2 separate regions of the Homo sapiens genome follow, and region 1 is linked to region 2. The links are chromatin loops, found by intact Hi-C in ENCODE. Cell type or tissue: PC-9. All regions are shown on one strand. Links, peaks and the distances in the headings refer to the core of each region. The heading gives the core; the rest is flanking DNA. Region 1 overlaps MAPKBP1 (mitogen-activated protein kinase binding protein 1). Region 2 overlaps TYRO3 (TYRO3 protein tyrosine kinase).

What was found. Hi-C counts contacts between places; a loop is a spot of excess contacts. Peaks named below come from ENCODE experiments on the same cell type or tissue, not always from the same donor. Only the 100,000 strongest peaks of a DNase experiment are listed, where the experiment ranks them.
Region 1: it touches region 2 in a loop (13-fold over the local background); 5 of 110 quality-filtered maps call a loop at or near these places.

What each region holds. Positions count from the first base shown.
Region 1 is chr15:41,805,005-41,814,901 of GRCh38, reverse strand. MAPKBP1 (mitogen-activated protein kinase binding protein 1) reads right to left here. Exons shown (of 31, transcript NM_014994.3): 4 at 3,957-4,019; 5 at 3,667-3,724; 6 at 2,775-2,945; 7 at 2,249-2,386; 8 at 1,801-1,983; 9 at 1,121-1,281; 10 at 163-352. Among named protein-coding and RNA genes, the nearest start is that of JMJD7, 18 kb to the left of the region's middle. In PC-9, for the core only: a CTCF peak has its summit at 3,293 (motif pointing right); a DNase peak (open chromatin) is centred at 3,341.
Region 2 is chr15:41,577,010-41,587,205 of GRCh38, reverse strand. TYRO3 (TYRO3 protein tyrosine kinase) reads right to left here. Exons shown (of 19, transcript NM_006293.4): 19 at 3,617-9,320. The coding sequence ends at 8,930. Among named protein-coding and RNA genes, the nearest start is that of TYRO3, 23 kb to the right of the region's middle. RefSeq lists a silencer at 1,628-1,737. In PC-9, for the core only: a CTCF peak has its summit at 5,947; DNase peaks (open chromatin) are centred at 1,265, 3,185 and 5,865; H3K4me3 peaks cover 494 bases; H3K27ac peaks cover 676 bases.

The sequences.
Region 1 (9,897 bases), core at 1-8,000, 230 kb before region 2:
AACATTCAAACTCAGTCCCCAGGATCTATCCCAGGGAAGTCACTGGAGAAACAGGGAGGCAGCAGGAATCTAAGATTATACTTGGGGATCCCTATTTTCTGTCCTCAAAATGGTATCCCAGCCAACCTGGCCAGTCTCCAGCCAGCCAGCCAGCCCACATACCTCCACACTCCAGACGCAGGAAGAATGATACAGAGCCGAGTACACCTTGCCCACTTTCTTGGGGTCCCTCACATCCCAAACATAAATGCTATGATCGTTGTACACACAAGACAGCCACTGATTAGTAGGATCAAAGGTCAAGGCAATGGTGTCTGGATACCTGGCATTCGCCACTCCAGAGAAGAGGCGACTGTAGGGAGAGGACAGGGCACACTGGTCAGACTGAAGGGAATGAAAAGAGAAGCCAATCCACAATGGAAGGAGCAGTGTGTGAGGAGCCCTCCCTGGACCTGCAGGTTTGGAAGTAGTTGCTTGAGAGAAGAAAGGAGCCCCTACTAGCCATCAGCAGGAACCTGACCCAGCACTAGCTGCTGGGCCATGGTGTTCGGATGAACACAGCTTCACAGAACACCAACGTTAGACAAGGTACTTCTATGGCTGTGATGGGGCAAAACAAAAACAAGACTACTCTGTGCACAGATAAAAACAAGATCACCATACAAACCACAACGAACCATGACAATGACCAAACACCGCCTTTCCCATCTACATGACTGCTGGCGGCTTCTTGACCAAATACAGCTTTAGCCCCATACCTTTCCTTCACCTCTTAGATAAATTAACAAGATGTTCCACTGTAGAATTGCCCCTAGTTCCGGACAGCATCCAACCAGAATACTTCAATCCCTTGAACGATTCCTAAAATCACCCAACGCAAACCCAAATCCCATATGTCCCTCCTAACACCCACTTACTGAGACTCTCCACAGTTCTCCATGGGGTGGGGTCTCCTTGGTTGCAACAAGTACCAATAAACCCAAATTCTTCTGTCTAAAGAGGTGTTCCCAATAATCTTTGGGGCATCAATACACTCTTCACCTGCTCCCTGAGGCACTGACAAGAAAGACTGGGCAGGGGTAAGGCTACAAATGGAGGAAGGGGGGCCCACATAGCTCACCTGGCCTCGGTGACGCTAGCAATGTCTGTCCCCAGAGCATGGGGTCGGGGCAAGGTGCTAAGGAAGTGCAGGTTAGAGGGGTTGAAAAGGCGCACGGTGCCATCAGCACAGCCACAGAAGATGTAGTCTTGGCTCACAGAGATGCAGTGGGCCACTGTGGTCTGTGGGCAGAGTGGCTCAGCTCAGCAAGGCCACCTGCCCACTCAGTCTTCTCTCCTCCCCACCCATCAACAGCCACCTGCCAAGAGGAGGGACCGGCCAAGGCAGGGGCAAGGGAAAAGCCGCCCAGCTGCCCTGTTCTGAGCCCCTCAGCCCTGTCCAGCCAGGGATTAGGAACCGAGGATTCTTCTAGGCACCAGAGGATCCAGTAGGAAAAGCCCAGTGAAGAGAAAGAAATAGCATGAGAAAGAGAGGAAGGTGCAGGCACCACTTACTGTGAAGCTGTCTATGTTCTGAGCGGAAGAGGAAAGCAGGGGAAAGAGACAGAAAGAGCAGAGAGGAGGCAGTTATACAGATCACCAAGGGCTGGAAATGGGCCAAGCTCTAGCTCCCCCAAGCTTCGTTCTCCTGGGATCTCCCGTATGCACAAGGGACCAGCCCCTAGTCTGAAGCCCTGGGCACTAGTTCTCCCCTGAGCTGAGACATGAGCAGACCCTACCCCTGGGGACGGAGGTACTTACCCTCAGCTCCACCCACTTGTCCAAAAGCCTTCGATCACTGAACTCGCACAGCAGCCCTGAGGACGTGATGCAGAAGGTACTGTCCGCCTTTTTTCCTCTGCCACAGGCCACATCAGTGAATAGGTTGTTCCGTAGCTCTCCCAGCAGCCCTGAGCGGCCCAGCAAGGGCACAGTGGCATTCACCTGTGGAGGCACACCACTGTTACACCCCCATCCACCCCAGAGCCTGCCCCTGGAAACTGGGCCCTAGGAGAGTACAGGGGACGCCTCCAGCACCTCCTTGCTCTTTGGGCCTACTCCTCAGCCCAGACAGCATCTGGCTCATCCAAAACTTCTGCATGACTGCTGGGAATGCAGAGAGAGGCCCAAGTGGGGCAGAGTCTCCTGGGTTGGGCTGGGCAGGCCCTGCCAGGGGCCTTGGTGGCTACTCCCAGCTTCAGCACCTCACCTTTGAGGTCTTGCTGTCATCGAGATACCAGAATTTGATGTGTCGGTTGCCTGCAGTGACAAAGTAGCTGCAATCCTCAGAGAAGGACACTGCTGTCACCCGACTGGACACCTTGTTGGAGGCCACCACAATGTTTTTCTGGAGGGGATGCCAAAGGAAGAATCAAGGCTCTGTCTCTTGGAGCTAAGAAGACAGTGACTCAGAGAATGGAGGAGAATTAGAATTTGTACTTGACAAAGTGTTTCTTTCCAGAATTTACTGGCCAGAAAAAGAGGGGTAGGGAAATAATCCCTTTCTAGAGGAGCTGAAAAGATTCGTTTCCTGCAGAAGTCTTTGAAGGCATAAAGCTAGCCCCTTCAACCAACATGCTTGGCCACACAGTTGCTCTTTTCTGCTTCAAATAACTTTCTAGAATGAGAATGGTTCAGTGGGGTGGAATGGAGCAGTGCAGGTCAGCAGTCTCTTGCCTCCCCAGCTGACACTTGACCCCTGTGAGGCTGCCAGGCCACCCCACCCAGCCACTCACCTTCCAGGCCCACACGTTGACGATCATGTCATGCTGGTAGCCCACAGAGACAATGTACTTGGCGCTAGGAGAGAAGGCCACACAAGCCACACCATACTTGTGCTCCTGCAGCTCGGCCACCTGGCTGTGCTCTGCCACGTCCCAAACCCGCACGGCAGGCATGTGCCCACTCTGCAGGGAGGCAAGAACTGGAAGTGAGTTCTTGACTTCTCCACAGGCATACAGCCCCACTTCGTCTTCCAGAGCGGGGCCCTCGCCTCCTCAGCTACTAGATACCATCACTTCCCCAGCCAAAAGTCAGGGCAGGGTATAGAGGAAATATGATAAAGATCTGAGGGCAACAGTGATTACCAGGAAGAAAGTGGCCCCGGATTTTAGTCAGCATCTCTGGGTGGCCGTCTGTACTTCAGGTTGTTCAAAGCTCCCTGAATGGTTCTGATGGGCAGCCGGCATTGAGAGCCACTACCACTCAGGTCTATTTCTGCCCCTAGTAAGACTACGCCGCCAGGACAGAAGCGTTCCTCCTGAGCCCAGCAGGGGGCCCCCGGGGGTAAGGAATAGTTAAGGCAGTGGTTTCCAAAGCACGCTTCCTTCACCAGCAGGATCAGCACTCTCTGGGAACTTGTTACAAATGCACATTTCAGACTCCCATCCCAGACCTACAGAATCAGAAACTCTGAGGACCAGGCTAGTGATGTGTGCTTTCACAAGCCCTCCAAGTGATTCTGATGTACACTAAAGCTTGAGAACCACTATTTTAAGGTATAGCGAAAACCAGGATTTGGTGTCTGTTTCAGAAGCCAAAGTGACAGCAGGCCTAGGACCGCAGCTCTCTGCGGAGGCCAGGACACCTGCCCTCTTTACAGTACTGCCAGCCCTCTTCCTCACTCACCTCTCCAGTGACCAAGTACTTGCCATCAGGGGAGAAGGCAAGGGCAGTGATGGTTTTCCTGCAAGAGATGGGGCAGGCTCAGAGGGGCACTGGCAGCCTGGCCTAAGCCTAGCCCCCTCCCAGCCTCTCAAAAGGTGAGACCAGCAGACACCAATGGCACATGTGGCACTTCCCCATCTGGCTTTAGGACCCAACCAGGTCCCAGCCCCCAGAGCCATAGAGACTCTAGACAGTGCCCTTCTCATAGCTCCCAGAAGGAAGAGGTATCCTGAGGACCCCAGCCCATTTACCTGGAACTGTTGAGGATGTGGTGCTGTTTGTGTTTCCGGGGATTGAACAACACAACCACACACCTGAGGAGATGAGCAGACAACAGGCTCAGCAGCAAACCACAGCTCCCCCAGGAGCCCTCCAGGCCACCCAGGACTTCCAGTCACCCGGCAGAGGGAGCTGGGTAGAAAGAGCTCAGAAGGGCTCCACTGTTTTTTTCCTTTTCTTTTTTTTTTTTTTTTTTTTTTGAGACAGGATCTTACTCTGTCATCCCAGCCAGAGTGCAGTGGTGCAAACATGGCTCAGTGCAGCCTCAACTTGCAGGTTCAAGCAATCCTCCCACCTTAGCCTCCCTAGTAGCTGGAACCACAGGCATGTGCCACCATGCAAGCTAATCTTTGTATTTTTTTTTTTTTTTTTTTGTAGACACGGGATCTTGCCACGTTGCCCAGGCTGGTCCCAAACTCTTGAACTCAAGTGATCTGCCTCCCAAAGTGCTGGGATTACAGGCATAAGCCACCGTGCCCAGCCTCCACTGCTTTCTCCTGGCAACCTGTTCTTGCTCCTTTTCCCCACCCAAGAGGAACTATCTCTGTAGCCCCATGAGGGTGAAAGGGTTCCCTGGAAGCCTGTCCCCCCAGCCAGGCCCCTAAATACCAGCTCTATCTCTGGCCATACCCACAAAGGGCAGCAGGGACACAGGCCATCCCGCAGCCCTTGTGCATACCCCAGGAAGGGGTGTAGGAGGGAAGAAGAAATGTGATTTGGGCAAAGCAGGCCTCGGGTGCACAGCCCGTTCACAGGCTTGGGGCCACACGTGTATCAAGCATGTGTGCCTTAAGATGTAAGGCCTCTCACGTGTGCACCCACGTGTGTACCTGGCAAGAGCTGGCCCCCCACACCATGTGTTGAATAAGGAAGGAAGTGGGAGGCGAGGCAGGGGCCACACAGCAGAGAGGCTCAGTAAGATGGGGTGGGGGATAGAGATAGCCTGAGAAGGCCTGGGAAAGCCTTACAGTGCCACAGAGGTCCCAAGCCCCACCCTGAGAATCTCTGGCCCCAAGAAACCTGAGAAGAACCCCCCGACTGCCAGAAGCAGAATCAGGGACTCTGCCTGCCTCACAGAGAAGGTGGGGGCAACCTCTCCCGTCAGGCAGCAAGGCTGCTGGATGGAATCAGGTCCTGCCTTTCCAGAGGCAGCTCCGGAGATGGAAGCTGGGTAGTAGGAATCGGGGGCAAGAAGCCAAAGGCCAATAGCCAGGCAGCTTCTCTTTAGGCTTCCTGGCTGTCAGCAGGCCCTGGCCCGTTGCCCCTTCTGCCTCAACTCTTCATTAGCACTGGAAATAGCAGACAAGAGCAAGCCTGGAGACTGCGAATAGGAAAGGCAGGGAGGAGAGAAAGAGGAGACAGCTACTTCCCCCAGACCTAATTTTCCCTAGTGGGACCCCACTGCAGCCCCCATATCTGAACGCCACTACTGGCTGGAAACTTGAAGGGAGGTAGGTGCAAGTTGCTAGTGAGGGCTAAGCATCTTGGGCTCAATAAACCACTTTGATATGCAAATTTGGGGACACTGGGACCTCCGATGTGACTAGATATGCCCAGAACTGCCAGGCTGACCAACAGCTGTGGAATTCCTGAGTCACATCATTTTCTCCTCTAACCCCTCAACTCTTCCTGTTTTTTTTTCCTCCTTCTTTCTCCATTTCCTACTCTTTCCTTGTTCCTGTTTCCTTTCTCTGTTTTTTTGAGACAAGGTCTCACTATGTTGCCCAAGCTGGTCTTGAACTCCTGGGCTCAAGTAATCCTCCTGCCTCATCCTCCCAAGTAGCTGGGATTACAGGCTCATGCCACCCTGGCTCAGCCCTTCCTTCATTTTTTTTTTTTTTTTTGAGGCAGGGTCTCGCTCTGTCACCCAGGCTGGACTGCAGTGGCACCATGGCACCATCACAGCTCCCTGCAGCCTCGACCTCCTGGGCTCAAGCAATCCTCCCACCTCAGCCTCCCAAGTAGCTGGGATTACAGGCACATGCCACCATACCCAGTTAATTTTTGTATTTTTTGTAGAGATGGGGTTTTGCCATGTTGCCCAGGCTGGTCTTGAACTCCTTTCTCTTTTTATACCACTTTCTAGTCTCCTGCTTCCCCTTCTAGAATGTCACAGTCAGGAGGGTTTTAAAAAGTATGACAGGCCGGGCACAGTGGCTTATGCCTATAATCCCAGCACTTCGGGAGGCTGAGACAGGCAGATCACCTGAGGTCAGGAGTTCGAGATCAGGCTGGCCAACATGGTAAAACCCCATCTCTACTAAAAATACAAAAATAAGCCAGGTGTGGTGGTGGGTACCTGTAATCCCAGCTACTTGGGAGGCTGAGGCAGGAGAATTGCTTGAACCCAGGAGGTGAAGGTTGCAATGAGTTGAGATCATGCCATTGCAGTCCAGCCTGGGCGACAAGAACTAGACTCTGTCTCAAAAAAAAAAAAAGTACGACAAAAGCAAGATGGCTCTGGAAACTCTGCACCCCATCGCTCTTGAGCAGGCAAACGAAAATTATAACAGAGCCGGGAGTGGTGGCTCACGCCTGTAATCCCAGCACTTTGGGAGGCTGAGGCTGGCAGATCACGAGGTCAGGAGATCGAGACCATCCTGGCCAACATGGTGAAACCCCATCTCTACTAAAAATACAAAAATTAGCCAGGCGTGGTGGCGGGCACCTGTAGTCCCAGCTACTGGGGAGGCTGAGGCAGGAGAATGGCGTGAACCCAGGAGGCGGAGCTTGCAGCAAGCCAAAATCACGCCATGGCACTCCAGCCTGGGTGACAGAGCGAGACTAGGTCTACAAAAAAAAAAAAAAAAAAGAAAGAAAGAAAGAAAATTATAAGAGTTCAAAGTGCACAGATTTAGATTTTTTTTTCTTTTTTTTTTGAGATGGAGTCTCACTCTATCACCCAGGCTGGAGTGCAGTGGCGTGATCTCGGCTCACTGCAACCTCCACCTCCCGCGTTCAAGCAATTCTTCTGTCTCAGCCTCCCCAGTAGCTGGGATTACAGGCACCCATCACCAAGCCTGGCTAATTTTTTTATATTTTTAGTAGAGATGTGATTTCACTATATTGGTCGGCTGGTCTCAAACTCCTGACCTCAGGTGATCCACCCACCTTGGCCTCCCAAAGTGTTGGGATTACAGGCGTGAGCCACTGTGCCCAGCCAAATTTAGATATTTAGGTTTTAATACTTTATGCAGTATATGAAAAGTAATAGCCCCAGGCCTGCCACTATCATGAATTCAGAGCCCAGAAAGTTCTCAGTGGTTAAACAACGTTTTCTGAACCTTCCTGCAATCTGTGCTGACCTGAGGCCCTCTACAGACTCCTCTCTCCAGCAAAGGCTCTAGTCTGAATGGGGACAGGTTCCCTAGCCTTCTGATTAGTTACACAGGAACCACAGTAAAGGGCTTCAGCTGAGAGTTGATCTAATTGAATTGACTCGATGCATAATCCAGCCAACCATATTCCAAATCCAGAAAAACTGGGATCTATTTGCAAGTTTATGAGTTTTCCCTTAATTCTCATCCCAAAGCAGCATTTCAGCCTTTAAAGGGTAGTGCATCAGACTGCTTAAAACACTTTCCAAGTCACTGCATACAAACTCAGTCTTCCTGGGACACAATATCCTCTGTTTCCTCCTTCTCCTATGTTCAGCTCCATGGTGGAAGAAGGGTGAATGATGCATGTGTGTGTGTGTAGGAACACTACGTAGATAGAAGGATGACTGGCTAGAGGCAATGAGGCAATTTCTCCCTCCTCTAACATCCCCTTGCCCCCAGTATAGCCTAAGAAATTCTCAGGTGTGCCATGGAAGAGCTAAGCAAGAAAAGGAAACACACAGAGGTCATCCCTTAAGCAACTATTTTTATTTCTAATTATTGATATTTGGAAGCCATCCAACAAGAGAAAGACAGCATGCAACCACGGTCGCAGCTACACATGCAGGGACGATAACGCAGATGCTGAAGTGAGAGCAGCATAGCCAGGGCTCCTTGTGTGCTTGACTTGAGGCCCTCCTGACCTGTTCTCAAAAGCACCAAGGAGCCCTCTCAGCCTTCTTGGTGAACTCTGAGCAAGCTCCTAGGTCAGCTGGGGAGAGGAGTGCGGGGCACAGTTTGTATCAATCTTTCTCTCCACATCCCCTGACCCTGCCCAGCAGGGTGAGCCCTTGCTCAGTGCTGGCTGGGATCCACCACATGCCAAGGGCTGGGTTGGACCAATCAGCTGAGTCCTGCAACTCAGCACCTGAGGGTGCAGGGCGGCTGCTCACTCTCACAGAAGGACGTAAGGCCTCAGCCTGGGGGAGTCACGCTGTGGAGTACCAGTGCCAGGTGCTGGGCCCACTGCCCAGGAAGGGCCAAGCCTTCAACATCCCCCTTCCCTACACAGGTCCAGGCCTGCTGCTACCACAAAGAGCCCAGGATTCCCATAGGATCCACCTCCTACCACTCTCCATCCCCCAGATGGGATGAGCTATGCATGGGGCAGCACAGACACAGGGAGCAGGACACACAAGGTCAACCAGGGACCCTGGGCCTTTGAATTGTTTTCTTTCAGACCAGGTAAAATCTGAGAATGACTCACAGAAGCATGCCAAAGGGGCTTCTGGCCTCGCTCAAATGTCGCCCTCCAGCCCTATTTATCATTACAACCCTACCTCCGTCACTGCTACCGCTTCTACTGTTTCCAAAGCACACATCAATTTGTAATCACGCTTATAACTTACACTGGGGGTGGGGATCCATCTTCACACACCAGACTGCCAGTTCTGTGAGGATGGTATTTTTGGTCTGTTTTACTTACTGTTAATTTCCCAGGGCCTAGACGATAGGCCCTCAGTAATTATTTGTAAACAAGTGAATATGTCTTCAAGTCACTAGGGGCAAGATCTCAAAGCCCTGGCTGCCAAGGAACCTCCTGGGTAGCAGAGTGTGAATGAGGGCCCTGGGGAGAGGTCCATGGTTCTCCTGTACCTCAGGCATTTAGGACTCCTTGATGCTCAAGGGCAGTGTAGAGGTGGAAAGAGCAGAACACTGAGGTCACAGGCCTGTCTGCTAACACACTGCATGATCCTGGGCACCAAGTCCCAACCTTTTCTTCTCTCAGGCCCACCTGGTCTCTCTACTGTCCCTGGCGAATACCCTACAGCAAGTAAGAAGGTAGCTCTGTGTTCCTTCAGCTCAGGTGTCACGAGAACACAGTTCAGGAGGAGAATTCTGTCACACCCAGTGCAATGCTTCAAAGCTGAGGATCTCAGAATCAATTTTAACATGGGCTGAGGAAATGGAGGGCCTCCTCAGGAGAGCAGGGGTTCCCTCTTCTCCTCCCCACTTAAATCAACCAAGAGGTCTCTTCTTAGCTGCCAGATACACCCCGTCACCTTGCTGGGACACTTCCCATCCCAGCGGGAGAGGAGCAGCTGTGCGCAGGGCACTCACCCAGGCCATTCTGGCATAGGAGCCAGGAGAAACCCATTCTCAGGACTGGGCACAGGGGCACAGGGGCACAGGGGCTGTGCTGGGCTTGAAGGCCCATCAACCTTCCACCAGCTGGCTGAGGAAAAGGCCCAACTCAATTAAGGGTGTTCAACTCAATTAAGTCTCTCAAAGGGGCTGTCTGGCATCCTCTAGTAGGGGGGCTTCCCGTGGGGAAACAACGGCCAAGGGATGTAGGAGCCACTAGGACAGGCTCCATGCTCAGCCTGGAGCTCCTACCCACCTCTGCCTGACACACTGCCCACCCTCCTTTCCTGTGCTGTTCCATTTCCTTTCAGAAAACTTTGTTTTGGTTTGATATTCGCCTCCGGGCCTCAGAGAATTTTCTGAGTTTTGTTTCTCTCCTTGTTTCTAGGATACCTGAGCTGGCTCCCAAAGCAACAGGCACAGGAGGAACAAGAGCGTGGGGGCTGGGGGC
Region 2 (10,196 bases), core at 1,130-9,129:
TCATGCCTCTCCTTTTTAGACCATATAGGGTAACTTCTGATGTTGCCATAGCATTTGTAAGCTGTCATGGTGCTGGTGGGAGTGTAGCAGTGAGGACGACCAGAGGTCACTCTCATCGCCATCTTGGTTTTGGTGGGTTTTAGCCGGTTTTTTTACTGCAACTTGTTTTATCAACAAGGTCTGGCCGGCGCAGTGGCTCATGCCTATAATCCCAGCACTTTGGGAGGCTGAGGCCGGAGGATCACCTGACGTCAGGGGTTCAAGACCAGCCTGGCCAACATGGTAAAACCCTGCCTCTACAAAAATACAAAAATTAGCCGGGCCTGATGGTGGATGCCTGTAATCCCAGCTACTCGGGAAGCTGAGGCGGGAGAATCTCTTGAACCCAGGAAGCAGAGGTTGCAGTGAGCCGAGATTGCGCCACTGCACTCCAGTCTGGGCAACTGAGTGACAGAGTGAGACTCCATCTCAAAAACAAACAAACAAAAAACAAGGTATTTATGACCTGTATCTCGTGCTGACCTCCTATCTCATCCTGTGATTAAGAATGCCTTAACTTACTGGGAATGCAGCCCAGCAGGTCTTACCTTTTTTTTTTTTTTTTTTTTTTTTTTTTAAGACAGAGTCTCCCTCTGTCACCCAGGCTGGAGTTCAGTGGCATGATTTCAGCTCACTACAACCTCCACCTTCCAGGTTCAAGAGATTCTCCTGCCTCAGCTTCCCGACTAGCTGGGACTACAGGCGTTCACCACCATGCCTGGCTAATTTTTGTATTTTTAGTAGAGACGGGGTTTCACCATATTGGCCAGGCTGGTCTTGAACTCTTGACCTCAGGTGATCCGCCCGCCTCGGCCTCCCAAAGTGCTGGGAGACCGAGACACAAGAATCGCTTGAACCAGGGAGGTGGAGGTTGCAGTGAGCCGACAGCCACTGCACTCTAGCCTGGGCGACAGAGCGAGACTCTGTCTCAAAAAAAAAGAAAAGAAAAGAAAAGAAATTTTAAATAGTTTAAGGATCACATGTATTGTTTTCATCCACGTTATATGTTGTTATATACATTTCATTTTAATAAAGGGTTATTTCTGTCAACCTTAAAAAATATATTGAGGGAAAGTTTGTTTGTTGAATGGTAATGATTACCAAACATTCTGTGGTTTTTGGCTTTAGGGATTCCCTCGGACTCTTCATCTTCGTTTTGCCCCGTAGGCATTTGCTGACTTTGTTGGCATGTGGCATCCCACAGCTCCCAGCCCCACCACTAGGGCCTTTTCCACTTCGGCCACGTGGCCCCACCCACCTAGCTCTCATCTCCCTTCCAGGGCGCTTACTGTCTGTAGAGCGTCTTAGCTTTCTTCTCTGTTTTTCCTTAGTTTTCTTGACAAACAGGCAACGCTTTCGTCGTTTCCAAGAGCGTGAGCCCCTAGGGCGTAAAAACGGGAGGCTCACGGTTCTTTGCTATTACTCTGGGCCAAGTCAATACTTGTGGAATTAACTTTTACCACCAGAGGAGGCAAACTCAAAGACAGCTTTAACGAAAGAAGCGCGGGCATTCCGCGACGATGGAGTGTTCTCGGGCACCCTTGGGAGGATGGATCCCGTAGACCCGGAGCTGCCGGGCTCCCGCTCCGTGCGCGTCTGTCCCCGTCCCTGCAGGGGCCCCGCGCCCACGGGCCGCCACCGCCTGCGCCCGCCGCGCTCCTCCCCGCGGCCTGCAGGGCGCCGGCTCTGTCCGCAGCTGGGGCCCTTCTGCGCCGCGGACAAAGGCGCTGGTGTCCCGCCGGCCAGGCCAAGCCTTTCCCTGCCCGCCGCCGAGCGGCCTCGGCCAAGCCCCGGCGGGGCAAACCGGCTCGTGACCGCGCGTGTGACGCCCGCGTGTGGCCCCGCTCTCGAGTGGGCCGCAGAGGTGAGGATTCGTCCCGCGGGCCCAGCCCGCCTAGCGCGAGCCTCTCTGGCCGGAGCCCGTGGGTAGAAATGCCTGGGGCACAGCTGCGTATCCCACCAGGTGCTTCTGGGCTCGCTCGAGCTAAGTCCAGGCACAGCCTTCTGATTTGGGGCTTGTGGGGTTTTAGAGGACCAAATGTAAAATTATTTTCTGCCTTTTAATGATCCAGAGGCTTCCCCAACCTGTCTGTGGCTTAGGGAGGGCCCAAAAGGCTTCTCTCCTTTGCTCTTGCTCTACCCTGGGGAAAAACTGAGGAATTTGGAGAAAAGGGGAGGAGTGTTCTCTAAGATTTACTGAACTTTGGCCAATTGTCAGGAACTCTTCTAGGCCCTTAGATACTTTTAGTTAATTCTAAAAAGGTCTCGTGAAGTAAATATTACCAGTGTTTTCCCCTGTGCGCCCTAGGCACGCACTCAATACTCTCACCAACCACCAAATCGCCAGTTATAAATTTTACTAGACCCCTCCTTTCCCTTACCCCCACACCCAATTAATGAATATTCATTGAGTGCCTACGAAGTGCGAAAGCGCTGAGGATACCATAATAAAAAAGACAGGTCCCTGTGTGCACACAACTTATATGGAGAGGAAAGGGAAGGGGGAGAGATAATTTTTTTTTCTTTTTTTTTTTATGGAGTCTCGCTCTGCAGGCCAGGCTGGAGTGCAGCGGCTCAGTCTCAGCTCACCGCAAGCTTCCCCTCCCGGGTTCACGCAATTCTCCTGTCTCAGCCTCCCCAGTAGCTGGGATTACAGGCGCCTGCCACCACGCCCGGCTAATTTTTTGTATTTTTAGTAGAGACGGGGTTTCACTGTGTTAGCCGGGATGGTCTCAATCTCCTGACCTCGTGATCCGCCCGCCTCGGCCTCCCAAAGTGCTGGGATTACAGGCGTGAGCCACCGCGCCAGGCCTTTTTTTTTTTTTTTTTTTTGTGAGACAGAGTCTTGCTCTGTCACCCAGGCTGGAGTGCAGTGGCACAATCTCAGCTCCCTGCAACCTCCGCCTCCCAGGTTCAAGCGATTCTCCTGTCTCAGCCTCCAGAGTAGCTGGGATTACAGGCGCATGACACCATGTCCGACTAATTTTGTATTTTTAGTTGAGATGGGGTTTCACCATGTTGGTCAGGCTGGTTTTGAACTCCTGACCTCAAGTGATCCACCCACCTCGGCCTCTCGAGATAATTATAATTACAAAACAGGAAGGAGAACCCTGAAGACAAATTCCACAGGTGTTGGGGGCAGCGGCTTCATAACCAAAGGAGTGCTGACCTGGTCTTCGTCAGGAAGGTTTGCACAGCTGTTGCAATACTCTGGGTGAGAGAGGAGGCCTCAGGATGCTGATAGCTGGGGAGGGACCCATGCAAAAGCAATAGGAGAGTGGAGTTAACAGGACTTAGAGACAGAAAAGTCTATCCAGACTACTCCCCGCTATCCTCTGGTCCTCAAAACCTCTCAGCTACCCCTACCTTCCCACTCTGGGGCAGTGGAAAGATGGAGGAATTACGTAGATCCCTGGGTTTTCATCCCAATTGTGCCCCTCACCCCTTGCTTTGTGACACCATGAACAAATCATTCTTCTCTAAAGCCTTGGGAGACCTGTATTCCTTTCATGCCATGCCTTGACATAGTGTTCCTCAGACCTTGGGAGAACGTTGCAAAAAAAATGTACCACGAACATATAGGAAAACATTATACATTTATAGTAATTCAATTAGTGTAGCAGTGACACTGGCACATGTAATTGGGATGAACAGTCTAGCAACCAAAATAGATATGGGAGTTTAGATAGATCAATGAGGCTATATAGAGAAATGGAGACAGATTATTCAAGAAATTCTGGCTGGGTGTGGTGGCTCACACCTGTAATCTCCGCACTTTGAGAGGCCAAGGTGGGCAGATCGCTTCAGCCCAGAGTTCAAGACCAGCCTGGGCAACAAAGCAAGACTCCATCTCTACAACACTTAAAAACTGGGCCGGGCGCGGTGGCTGAAGCCTGTAATCCCAGCACTTTGGGAGGCTGAGGCGGGCAGATCACGAGGTCAGGAGATCGAGACCATCCTGGCTAACATGGTGAAACCCTGTCTCTACTAAAAATACAAAAAATTAGCATGTTGTGGTGGCACGTGCCTGTAGTCCCAGCTAATTGGGAGTGTGAGGCAGGAGGAGACTCGCTTGAACTGAGAGGCGGAGGTTGCAGTGAGCCGAGATCACACCACTGCACTCCAGCCTGGGCGACAGAGCAAGGCTCTGTATTAAAAAAAAAAAAAAACACTTAAAAATTTGCCAGGTGCAGTGGCGTGTGCCTGTGGTCCCAGCTATTCAGGACGCTGAGGTGGGAGAATCAGTTTACTATCACTTTACTCCAGCCCAGGCAGAAACAGAGCAAGACCCTGTATCAAAAAAAAGAAAAAAAAAAGAAATGTGCATAAAATATAGATTGTTCAATAAATGGTGGTATTGGGACAATAAAAAGTATCTGGGAAAAATAACTTTGAATCTCTGTATCACTTCTTATTCAACAATAAATTTGAGATAAATCAACATGAAATACTGAAAAATAAACTATATTATTATTATTTTCTTTTTTGAGATGGAGTCTCACTCTTGTCCAGGCTGGAGTGCCATGGCACAATCTCGTCTCACAGCAACTTCCACCTCCCAGGTTCAAGCAATTCTCCTACCTCAGCCTCCCAAGTAGCTGGGATTACAGGCACCCACCAGCACGCCCAGCTAATTTTTTTTTTTTCCGAGATGGAGTCTCACTCTCTCACCCAAGCTGGAATGTAGTGGCTCACTGCAACCTCCCCCTCCCAGGTTCAAGTGATTCTCCTGCCTCAGCCTCCCGAGTAGCTAGGATTACACGTGCCTGCCACCATACCTGGCTAATTTTGTGTATTTTTAGTAAAGACAGGGTTTAGTAAAGACAGGGTTTCACCCTGTTAGCCAGGCTGGTCTCAAACTCCTGACCTTGTGATCCGCCCGCCTCGGCCTCCCAAAGCGCTGGGATTACGGGTGTGAGCCACCATGCCCGGCCATTCTTGCCTCTTTGAGACTCACTTTTCAAAACTGCTGTTGTTAGATGATCCTTATAAACATGTTGCTGAGGGAAAGAAGCCAAACGCAAAGTAATCAAATCTACATGACTCCATTTATATACTTTTAAAAGGAGCTTCACTGATCCATGGTGTTAAGAGGTCAGGATAGAGGTTACCTATGGGGAGTAGGGAGGAGGCAGAGATTGAGGCAGGTCCCAAGGGTTGCTTCTGGGTTGCTGTTAATGCTGTTTCTTAATCTGGATGCTGGTTCTTTGGATCTGTTTGTGAAAATCCTTTTTGATCCAGAGTCTCTCTCTTTTTTTTTTTGAGACAGAAAATCCCAAAGCGCTGGGATTATAGGCGTGAGCCACCATGCCTGGCCTCTTTTTTTTTTTTTTTTTTTTGAGATGGAGTCTCGCTCTGTCACCCAGGCTGGAGTGCACTGGTGCCATCTCAGTTCACTGCAACCTCCGCCTCCAGGGTTCAAGTGATTCTCCTGCCTTAGCCTCCCAAGTAGCTGGGATTACAGGTGCCTGCCACCACTCCTGGCTAGTTTTTGTATTTTTTAGTAGAGATGGGGTTTCACCATGTTGGCCAGGCTGGTCTTGAACCCCTGACCTCAGGTGATCCACCCGCCTCAGCCTCACAAAGTGCTGGGATTACAGGCATCAGCCACCGCCCCCAACCGATAGTGAAGGTCTTTTCAATCAATAATTCCCAGATGTTATCTCACAGGTAATCACTACCTGCAGTGAAAGCTAATCACAGCAGGAAAGATTCTGAAAGCTACTTGCCTGGAAGTTTTTCAGGTTTCATGATCTACATGGGAACCAGAATTTGGAGTACCAGCAACAGGTTTTTCAGGATATTTGCTTTCAGAAGCAGCCACCCTATTCCCCTGCCCTCAGCCAGAAGCAGCACAATACCTGTGGGCCCTCCCAGTCTCCCCACACTCCTCACTAGCACATGTGTGGTTCCTGCGCCTCCTGCTGCATCTCCCATGAACTTGCTCTAAAAGCTTTTTTGTTGTTTTGTTTTGTTTCTGAGACAGTCTTAATCTGTCACCCAGGCCGAAGTTTAGTGGCAAGATCTCAGCTTACTGCAACCTCCTCCTCCCAGGTTTAAGTGATTCTCATGCCTCAGTCACCCAGTAGCTGAGATGACAAACCTGCGCCACCAAGCCTGGCTAAACTTTTTTGAATTTTTAGTTGAGATGGGGTTTCATGTTGCCCAGGCTGGTCTCGAACTCCCGGCCTGAAGTGATCCACCCGCCTCAGCCTCCCAAAGTGCTGGGATTACAAGCTGGGTATGGTGTCTCACCCCTGTTATCACAGCACTTTGGGAGGCTAAGGCAGGCAGATCACTTGAAATCAGGAGTTCGAGACCAGCCTGGCCAACATGGCGAAACCCTGTCTCTACAAAAAAATACAAAAAATAGCCGGACACAGTGGCTCGTGCCTGTAGTCCCAACTACTCGGGAAGCCAAGACAAGAGACTTGATTAAACCTGGGAGACAGAGGTTACAGTGAGCCGAGATCACACCACTGCACTCTAGCCTGGGCGACAGAGAGAGACTCGAGACTCCGTCTCAAAAAAAAAAAAAAATACACGCCACTGTGCCCAGCTGAATATTTGCATTTTCAAAAGATCAATGGTGATTATCTCTAGGTGGTGGGAGTATAGGTAACTGGCACCTTTTATTATTTTTTGCATTTTTATTTTTATTTTATTTTTGAGATGGAGTCTCGCCTGTCACCTAGGCTGCCGGGATCTCGACTCACTGCAACCTCCGCCTCCTGAGTTCAAGCAATTCTCCTGCCTCAGTGTCCTGAGTAGCTGGGATTACAGACACGCGCCACCATGCCCAGCTAATTTTTGTATTTTTAGTAAAGACGGGGTGTCACCATGTTGGTCAGACTAGTCTTGAACTTCTGACCTCGTGATCCACACACCCAGGTCTCCCAAAGTGCTGGGATTACAGGCGTGAGCCACTGCGCCCAGCCGATTTTTTGCATTTTTCTAACTGCCCACGGTGACTCTGTATTATCTTCAGTATAATAAGATTCATTGGGATCCTGTATCTAATTACAAAAGCATTTTGTGCTCAATGCAGAAAACTTGGAAAGCACAAAGAAGAACGTCCCCTTAACCCCATCATTTAAAGGTAACAGCTGTTGCCAGGTGCGGTGGCTCACGCCTGTAATCCCAACACTTTGGGAGGCTGAGGCAGGCGGATCACGAGGTCAGGAGATTGAGATCATCCTGGCTAATACGGTGAAACCCTATCTCTACTAAAAATACAAAAAATTAGCCGGGCGTGGTGGCAGGCACCTGTAGTCCCAGCTACTCGGGAGGCTGAGGCAGGAGAATGGCGTGAACCTGGGAGGCAGAGCTTGCAGTGAGCTCAGATCGCGCAATTGCACTCCAGCCTGGGCGACAGAGTGAGACTCGGTCTCAAAAAAAAAAAAAAAAAGATAACAGCTGTTAACATTTTGGCATATGTCTTTCCAGACTTTTCTCTCTATAAAAATCTTTCATCTTTGTGATCTCAAAAAAAGTAAACATTTAAGAGACAAAGCTGGGGCCAGGTGTGGTGGCTCAGGACTGTAATCCCAGCACTTTGGGAGGCCAAGGCAGGCAGATCACTTGAGGTCATGAGTTCAAGACCACCCTGGCCAACATGGCGAAACCACATCTCTACTAAAAATACAAAAATTACCTGGGCATGGTAGTGAGCCCCTGTAATCCCAGCTACTCTGGTGACTGAGGCACAAGAATCGCTTGAACCCAGGAGGCAGAGGTTGCAGTGAACCAAGATCACACCATGCACTCCAGCCTGGGCAACACAGTGAGACTGTCTCAAAAAAAAAGAAAAAAAAAAAGAGACAAAACCTTAGGTCTTTAGTCTTCAATTTTATTTCTATTTTAAACAGCAACTAACAGCTTGGAAATGTCCCTAACAGCTAGGACCCGCCCCATGCATTCCAGAGGCTCCCCCACCAAGGCTGGGGTCCAGGTTCCAGGAATTCCCCCTCATCAGGCCTGATTTCTCTCTGGAGACTTGGGACAGAAGAGGCTGTCCAGTTAGAGGGGAAGTTGGCACTAAAGGTCACCGTTTAGAAGGGTTGGGCTCAGACACAGCTGCCTTTGTTAGTCTTAGGATATTTTGAGATTTGGTAGCGTGCTCAGATTGTGGGTATGGAGAAGGGTTCCTGAACTCCTCTCCGGCCTCACTTGCTCCTGGGCAAGCCTCACAGCACCCCTTCCTCTTGCTGGCTCGGCACGCTGCCTTTGGAAGAGGGGCACCTGATAGGCTGGGTACTCCAGCATGCCTTTGTGTGACCCGGTCAGCTGCAGGGAAGCATGCTCCCCTCAACTTCTCCTGGCGTAGGCAGGGTGCGGAATCAGAAAGATGGTGAAGATTCAGACCTGAGATACCAACCCCTTACCAACCCTCACCTAAAAGGGAATATTACAAGGACATCTCTTTGTGACTTGGAGGGGCACACCTGGATATTTAAACCCCAAGTGTGGTAATAGCTGGGCCACCAGGCTGGAGGCAGCTCAATGCATGCACTTAAGCAGCAGGGGCAGCTCAGCAGGAGGGTAGGGCCCACAGAGCTGGACCTGCCCTCCCCACACTGCCATCCACACCCATGGTAACCATGGAAACATAACCACCCCACTCCTGCCAGCTGCCTGGGTTCAGACAACCAGGACTGGCCCACTTCCATCAAGCCAAGGCCTAAACTGATGCCAGGCTGGCCACAGAGTGGTTGCAGGAAGAACTGGGATTGGGTGATTTGGTCAGTCCGGGCTTCCCAGCACAGCTTGGGAGGACTACCACAGGAGCCTCCACACCTTGCTGTCTGGGCTGGGGTCAGACGGGGCTTAGTCAGCCAGCTCAGTGGCCACCAGAGCCGGCCAAATGGCCCCGATGCCCTCTGCCTGTGGGCTAACAGCTACTGTGTGGCAGTAGCCCTTGCTGCAGCAGCAAAAGCCTCTGTGTCTCATTGAGGGGACTCTCTGGCTGGTGCTCTGCCTGCCCTGGCTGCTCAGCCAGCCCTCCGGGGGTGAGTATGTACCGACAGTCACTGGGAGTGCCACCCACTGCCCCCATGCCACTGCCATCCCCAGCCCCACTGTAGGGCTGATCCCTGCCAGGTAGCTCCAGGCTGCCTCCCGCAGTGGGCTCCTCAGCTCTCTCGATGTTGATGTATAAGGGGTCCTGGCTGGCAGATAGCACAGACAGCTGGCCCAAGATGTTCTCCAGTTCCATTCGCAGACAAGTAAAGCTCGGGCGCTGCTTGGGGTCAGCACTCCAGCACTGGTACATGAGATCATACCTGGGGTGGAGAGAAGCGTGAGAAAAGGCAGGAGCCCTTCCCTCAAAAGCAGGGGCCCCTTCATCATATGGCACTAGGGTTTTAAAAAATTTTATTCCCTGGTGGGGCACAGCGGCTCGCATCTGTAATCTCAACACTTTGGGAGGCCGAAGGGGGGTATTATTTGAGCCCAGGAGTTCGAGACCAGCCTGGGCAATATGGCAAAACCCTGTCTCTATAATAATACAAAAATTAGCCAGGCTTGGTAGACACGCCTGTAGTCCCAGCTACTCGGAAGGCTGAGGTGGGATCACCTTGGGAGGCCAAGGCAGGCAGATCACCTGAGGTCAGGAGTTCGAGACCAGCCTGACCAACATGGAGAAACCCCATCTCTACTAAAAATACAAAAAAAAATTAGCCCAGCATGGTGGCACATTCCTGTAATCCCAGCTACTTGGGAGGCTGAGGCAGGAGAATCGCTTGAACCCAGGAGGTGGAGGTTGCGGTGAGCCGAGATTGCACAATTGAACTCCAGCCTGGGCAACAAGAGTGAAATTCCATCTCAAAATAAATAAACAAACAAATAAATTAATTAAATTAAATAAATAAAAAATATATTTGTAGAGACAGGGTCTTGCTATGTTGCTCAGGCTGGTCTCAAACTCCTGGCCTCTAGTGATCCTCCCACCACAGCTTCCTGAGTAGCTGGGATTACAGGCACATCCTAGCTTATTATTTCTCACAACAACCCTATGAAAGCAATGATCAAATAGAAATCATTTCCACATTTACAAATGTGGAAACATGCACAAAGAGGTTAAGAACCGTGACTAAAGTCACACACGTGGAAAGTGACAGAGCTGTGATTTGAAGCGAGGGGGTTGACTCCGAAGTCCC